2 separate regions of the Homo sapiens genome follow, and region 2 is linked to region 1. Evidence: chromatin contacts called from ENCODE Hi-C or POLR2A ChIA-PET data. All regions are on one chromosome and are shown on one strand. Each heading gives the region's core, a stretch centred on a gene start or an enhancer-like site at or near the end of the contact. The rest is flanking DNA. Distances are from core to core; before and after follow the strand shown.

Region 1 (3,377 bases), core at 259-2,758:
GTGCCTCAACTACGGTGATGAATCCACAAGCCTACATGAGTGATAAACTCACAGAGAGCCTCACACACTCACACACCAGCGGGCACAATACTGAATACTGTGGAACCTGAGTGAGGCTGGTGGGTGTGTGACTGTCTGGCTGCGATCCTGCCCATAGCTTTACCAAATGTTACCACCAGGGACGGCCGGGGAATGACACACAGAATTCCTCTACATTCTTTGTTAGCACTGGCTGTGACTCCACGGCGATCTCAATAAAAGGGGCAATTAAACAAAAAATCCCTTTGACACCGCCCAGCCTCCTTGGTTTCCAGCAGACGTCCCACCCCCACTTTTTGGGGGCAGAGAAGGCCCAATCTGTCTGCTCTGGAGGCAGAGCCCACGTGTGGCCGCTCAGAGGGCTCTGATTCCAGAGAGCTTCAAAGCAGCCACAAAACATCCAACTCAGGGAAAACCGCCCTTGGTTGGGCTTAAAAATACCTAAATTACTCAGTGCTAAAAATACGTGCACGCAGAGAACAAACGGGCTGGCCGCACCTCCTGTTTTCCTTGGAAGGCCAGGGGGTCCTATTTAGCATCCACAGTCAGGAGTGTCCACCCAGACCCTGGGCCCCTGCTGCCCTGGGCAGCCACCGCCCGCAATTTCCATGTGAGCATCAGGTCCTGAGCCGTGCTGGCTTTTCTGTTTTGGGCGAAATTCCCTGCGAGATGCTGCCTTTGGGCTGGGTAATAACCCAGGCCTGCCAGGAAGGCCAGAGAGGACTGCGCTGTGTGTGTGTGTCTATGTTTATTTGCATGTATGTCAATGATGCACATGTGACTGTACACGTGTGTACACGTGGTGTGCATGTCAGTGTGCACATGTGTATGTGTGTGCACATGTGCATGTATGTGTACCTTGCGTGTGCATGTATGTGTGTATGTGTATACTGGCATTCATGAGTGTGCATATATGCGTGTGTGCACACATATCTGCATGTGTATGTGTACCTGCATATGCATGGGTGTGCACGTCAGCATGCATATGAGTGTGCATCCTTGCATGTGTGTACATGTGCATGTGTCTATATGAGTGCATGTACACATCTACGTGTGTGCGTCTGCATATGAGTGTGTGCATAGGTGCATTTGCATACGTGCATGTGTGTGGACATGCATGCCAGTGTGCACGTGTGTATGTGCACGTGTGTGGACACGGCACTGCATGTGCGTGTGCGCACACGTGTGTGGGCATGCATGTCACTATGGGTGTGTGCATGCGTGTTGGCGTGTGTGTACGTCACTGTAGGTGCGTGGATATGTGCGTGCGTGGGTGTGTACATGTGTCTGCATGTGTACATGCGTGTGCGTGTGTGTGCGCACGGGAGTGCATGTGGATGCTTGGGCTGAGATGCCGAGACTCAGACACAGATTGCATCACCCATGCAGTCGCCTCCCTAAGTCCCCGTCTCGGTGGTGTCACCAGCCGGCACTGACTCAGGAGCAGCCATGCCCCCAGCAGAGGACTAAGCCAACAGCAGCAGAACTGGCCACGCACTGAGTCAGCCAGGAACGCCCCTCCCAACTGCCTCCCTGCAGAGGCGCACGGGTGCCGGGCACCCCGACCTGAATGAGCTTGCCTCGGGGCCCGTGGCCCGGGGAAGCTGTGGGAGGGGCGGGAGCAGGCAGCTCCGGGGGCAGGGCCAGGTGGTCAAAGGTGCACACAGTCCCCACGGCTCCCTCCTGACGGTCGGGCTCTGCCTCGGTGCACAGGCTCCTGCAGGCAGGCAAGGCTCCAGGCCAGGCTCTCCAAAAATAAAACTGAAGAGGGACGCCGCCCGGCCCCGCGCTGGCCTCCTAGCAAAAGGCTCATAGCCACACCCGAGTCTAAGCCCGCCTCGTGCAGAAAAATCCCACTCGCGCCTGAAAGTCAAGAAGGATGAGGGTACCCCCCCACTCCAGGACATAGTGGAAATCTGTGGTCGCTCAGGGAAGGGTGACCAGCCCCGAAACAGAGCAGACCTGAGCTGATCAGACACGAGGCTCCAGTGCACAGAAGGGCTGAACAAAACCGCAGGACAGGAGCTGGCAGCACCGGCAGGGAGGGAGGTGGGACCACAGGGACCCCCAGGGAGCAGCCGCCCTCTAACCCCTTGCTCCGGCAGTTATCCCGAGGGCAAAAAATGAAAAGAAATAAAAATCTACATATAGAAAGGCGTTTATAATTGCGTTATGTGTAAGAGTGAAAAGTTAGAATGAAAGCAAGTGCTCTGCCTCTTTTTTTTTTGAGTCGGAGTCTCGCTCTGTCGCCCAGGCTGAAGTGCGGTGGCGCGATCTCAGCTCACTGCAACCTCCGCCTTCCGGGTTCAAGCGATTCTCTTGCCTCAGCCTCCCGAGTGGCTGGGATTACAGGTGCCTGCCTCCACGCCAATTTTTTTTTTTTTTTTTGAGACAGAGTCTGGCTCTGTCTCCGAGGCTGGAGTGCAGTGGCGCGATCTTGGCTCACTGCAACCTCCTCCTCCAGGGTTCACGCCATTCTCCTGCTTCAGCTTCCCAAGTAGCTGAGACTACAGGCGCCCGCCACCACGCCTGGCTAATTTTTTATATTTTTAGTAGATACGGGGTTTCACCGTGTTAGCCAGGATGGTCTCGATCTCCTGATCTTGTGATCCGCCTGCCTCGGCCTCCCAGAGTGCTGGGATTAAAGGCGTGAGCCACTGCGCCTGGCCAATTTTTGTATTTTTAATAGAGACGGGGTTTCCCCATGTTGGCCAGGCTGGTCTCAAACGCCTGACCTCAGGTGATCCACCCGCCTCGACCTCCCAAAGTGCTGGGATTACAGGCGTGAGCCACCGCGCCTGGTCTACTATTAGTTTATAATATAAACTTATACTATATTATACTATAGTATTATACATTTATTACATATTTATATATTTTATTATATATTTGTTTACTCATATATTTATATTTATACTCATATTTATATTTATGTCATTTATCATGCATTTATTACATATTTGAAGATTCATTCACTATATATTCATATCAGTTTTGTATTACTAATATATAGTTTTAGTATTTAGTATGTATTATACACTTATTGCATACATATTTTATATTTATTCATCATTTACATAATTTATACATTATTAATTATATAGTTTGATTTCTATTTTGACATTTACATTGTTTGCTATTGATTTTATATTTGTATTTATAATATATTTAGATTACTATTTTATATCTGTATATATGTATTATATAGTTATAGAATCTGTTATAGGTTTATTGAATATTGTTTATCTTAACTTTTTTTTTTTGAGAGGGAGTCTCGCTCTGTCGCCCAGGCTGGAGTGCAGTGGCACAATCTCGGCTCACTGCAACCTCCACCTCCT
Region 2 (3,377 bases), core at 224-2,723, 33 kb before region 1:
TTTTTTTTTTTTTTTTTTTAAGATGGAATCTTGCTCTGTCGCCCAGGCTGGGGTGCAGTGGCACGATCTCAACTCACTGCATCCTCCCCCTCCCAGGCTCAAGCGATTCTCCTGTCTCAGCCTCCTGAGTAGCTGGGACTACAGGCGCGCGCCACCACGCCCAGCTTGTATTGTATTTTTAGTTTTGTATTTTTAGCAGAGATGGGGTTTCACCATGTTGGCCAGGCTGGTCTTGAACTCCTGACCTCAGGTGATCCACTTGCCTCGGCCTCCCAAAGTGCTGGGATTACAGGGGTGAGCCACCGTGCCCAGCCTCATTTTTTTTTTTTTTTTTTTGAGATGAAGTCTCGCTCTTGTGCCCCAGGCTGGAGTGCAATGGCGCAATCTCAGCTCACTGTAACCTCCACCTCCTGGGTTCAAGAAATTCTTCTGCCTCAGCCTCCCGAGTAGCTGGGATTACAGGCACCTGCCACCACGCCCGGCTAATTTTTGTATTTTTAATAGAGACGGCATTTCACCATGTTGGCCAGGCTGGTCTCGAACTCCTGACCTCAGGTGATCTGCCTGTCTCAGCCTCCCAAACTGCTGGGATTACAGGCATGTGAGCCATGGTGCCCGGCACAAACAGCCTTGTCCATGCAAGCACAAGCACCCACATGTGTCTAAGACCCTGGTGTGCACACCTGCACTCTGACCTGCACTGCGTGTTCCCACTAGGGAAATGCAAATATTTCTAAGCTCCAATGCTCACTCCACAGAGCCCCGAGGCCTGTGAATACCCGCGGTATACAGAGATCCATGAGGTGCCAGTACTCAAACTGTGGAAGCCTGCACGTGCTGATTTGGGGTGGGAGTAGAGTGCAGGGAACTCATCTGTGTGCAGCCCCTTTCTCTGGGCCCTTTGTGTGCACCTCAGTTTACCCCACCTGGGTAAGAGACTCTGCCCTGCTGGAGTCTCTTCTGGTTCTGACTTTGAAGGGCTCCAAGGTGTGGGGGGAAAGGGGGCTGCATTCCCTCTCTGCTGTGTGCCTCTGGGTGGTGGATTCAGGCTAGCAGGGCTGGGGGCTGGGCCTCCAGGCCCTTCCCGGAAGCCCGGGAAGCAGGTGCAAGGGTAGGCAGTCTCCACGGGCAGGGCGCCAGACCTTGGCTTCCCTGAAACTGGGCACAGCAGCTGGGAGAGGTTTCCGGGCCCGCCTGGCCCCACCTGGCCCCTGGCACTTTCGGAAGATGGGCGGGGCAGGCAGGCAATGCCAAGGACGGGCGAGGCCCAGCCTGCACAAGAGTCGCCGGTGAACCTGTGCGCACACACGGGTGTGCATGTATATGTGTGCACACGTGCATGGGCCATGCTGATGTGAGTTCTGTACCCCACCTACAAACGGGTGTGCTCATGAACACGTGCAGGGTCACCCTGGCACATGAACCGTGCAGCACAGGCAATGGCCCAGCGGTAATTCACCCATAGCGGTGACAGGAAAGAGATGCTTGTCTGCTTTGCTCACTGTGCGTCTCCAGCACCCCACAGCTGGTTGGCACTTGGTGAATATTTGCTGAGTGGACAAATGAGTGAATACACGAACACATCATTTTGCAAATATGTACTGAATGTCTCTACTCTGCATACCAGACATTTGCACATCTTCAAACAACAAAAAGATCCTGGGAAACGACATTCTAGACATCCACGGGGTGGGAATAAGCCCACGCCTGAGAGTACACACTCATGTCCAGGAAACACCTGAGTCCACTTTGATTTGTTCACCTCCAGAAGCCAGAGCCTGGTGCCCACACACAGGCCCTCATGCAGAGACACGCATTTTCTTTCTTTTTTTTCTTTCTTTCTTTTTTTTTTTGAGATGGAGTTTTGCTCAGTTGCCCGGGCTGGAGTGCAGTGGCGCGATCTCGGCCCACTGCAAGCTCCGCCTCCCGGGCTCACGCCACTCTCCTGCCTCAGCCTCCCGAGTAGCTGGGACTACAGGCGCCTGCCACCACGCCTGGCTAATTTTTCATATTTTTTTAGTAGAGACGGGGTTTCACCTTGTTAGCCAGGATGGTCTCGATCTCCTGACCTTGTGATCTGCCCACCTCGGTCTCCCAAAGTGCTGGGATTACAGGCGTGAGCCACTGCGCCCGGCCGCATTTTATTTTTTCTTTTCTTTCTTTCTTTTTTTTTTTTGAGATGGAGTCTCGCTCCATCGCCCAGGCTGGAGTGCAATGGTGTGATCTCGGCTCACCGCAAACTCCGCCTCCGGCTTCAAGTGATTCTCCCACCTCAGCCTCCCGAGTAGCTGGGATTACAGGTGCATGCCACCACATCTGGCTAATTTTTGTATTTTTAGTAGAGACAGGGTTTCACCTTGTTGGTCAGGCTGGTCTTGAACCCCTGACCTCAAGTGATCTGCCCACCTTGGCCTCCTAAAGTGCTGGGATAACAGACGTCAGCCACCGTGCCCGGCCAGGATTTTGGACACACAAATATCCCCTCTCTTCCCCTGCAAGCCTACCTGTGCTACCCACCCCAGCCATCCCCTCCTGAGGTGTCTGTCCTTCCATGCCTGAAGGGGTTCATGGGAGTGTGGGGAGTCCTACACCCCACCTGTGATTTTCCATCATTTGAGTTCTCCTATGGCTCAGACCATTGCCTGCAGGAAGCTCCAGAAACAGCCAGGGTTGGTGGGATTAGAACTGCACAGGTGGGGAGGTGATGCCCATATACCCTAAGAAACTATCCTTCCATTTCACAGCCGGAGAAACCGAGGCCCAGAGACAGGAAGGTCTTCTTGTTGAGCTAAGAAGAGAAATAGAGGGATGATAAACGGATGCCCTGACTGGGCCCCCTCAACCATCTCCTCTTGCAGCCAGAAACAGTAGGTTCCTACCGCCAACAAGGGTGGGGACAGGAAGGTGGGGGACCAGGGTGGGAGGAGGAGATGGGAGTGAGGCCCTGGGGGGAGGTGGAGCCTATGTCCTGGAGACAGACACAGAGGTGGGCGGTCCGGAGACACCCACCTCCTCAGACAGGCACGGGCTCTGGCAGCTGGTGACAGAGACACAATCTGGGGCACATAGGCACTGTCTGTCCCTCCTGCCGCCGATCTTCCTCCCCAGCCTCTGATGGGGATTCTAGGGGCTGCTGGGGCCCCTGCAATTGTTTTGGCATGAGTGTGCATACCTGTGTGTTTGTGTGTTGGGTGCACATGCTTTATTTTTATTTTCATTTTATTTATTCCATTTCATTTCATTTATTTCATTTCATTTCATTTTTTGAGACTGAGTCGTGTTCTGTCACCCAGGCTGGAGTGCAGTGGCACTATCTCAACTCATTGCAACCTCCGCCTCCCAGGTTCAAGCGATTCTCCTGCTTCAGCCTCCGGAGT

The links. A loop is a pair of places that touch in the nucleus more often than their neighbours do. ChIA-PET counts read pairs that join two places held with the same protein, here RNA polymerase II (POLR2A). Pooled maps may share reads with other maps.
Region 2: a loop to region 1 is called in a map of ascending aorta, with 2.9 times the contacts of the local background. The contact joins two enhancer-like sites. A Hi-C loop is called at or near these places in 23 of 168 maps with a recorded cell type or tissue (CD4-positive, alpha-beta T cell, CD8-positive, alpha-beta T cell, GM23248 and 18 more) and 13 of 50 pooled maps. POLR2A ChIA-PET finds 5 or more read pairs at or near these places in 18 of 52 experiments (AG04449, AG04450, CD4-positive, alpha-beta memory T cell and 15 more).

The regions. Positions count from the first base shown.
Region 1 is chr19:2,523,562-2,526,938 of GRCh38, forward strand. All of the region lies in intron 3 of GNG7 (G protein subunit gamma 7), which reads right to left. Among named protein-coding and RNA genes, the nearest start is that of GADD45B, 49 kb to the left of the region's middle. Within about 2 kb of position 1,509, at least 9 of the 41 ENCODE cell types and tissues checked have a DNase peak (open chromatin) inside an H3K27ac peak, as active enhancers do; they include PC-9 and right lobe of liver, where a contact is called at or near this core.
Region 2 is chr19:2,490,123-2,493,499 of GRCh38, forward strand. LOC124904614 (a long non-coding RNA gene) reads right to left here. Exons shown (of 2, transcript XR_007067090.1): 2 at 1,584-2,788. Among named protein-coding and RNA genes, the nearest start is that of GADD45B, 16 kb to the left of the region's middle. RefSeq lists an enhancer at 739-1,240. Within about 2 kb of position 1,474, at least 13 of the 41 ENCODE cell types and tissues checked have a DNase peak (open chromatin) inside an H3K27ac peak, as active enhancers do; they include PC-9 and right lobe of liver, where a contact is called at or near this core.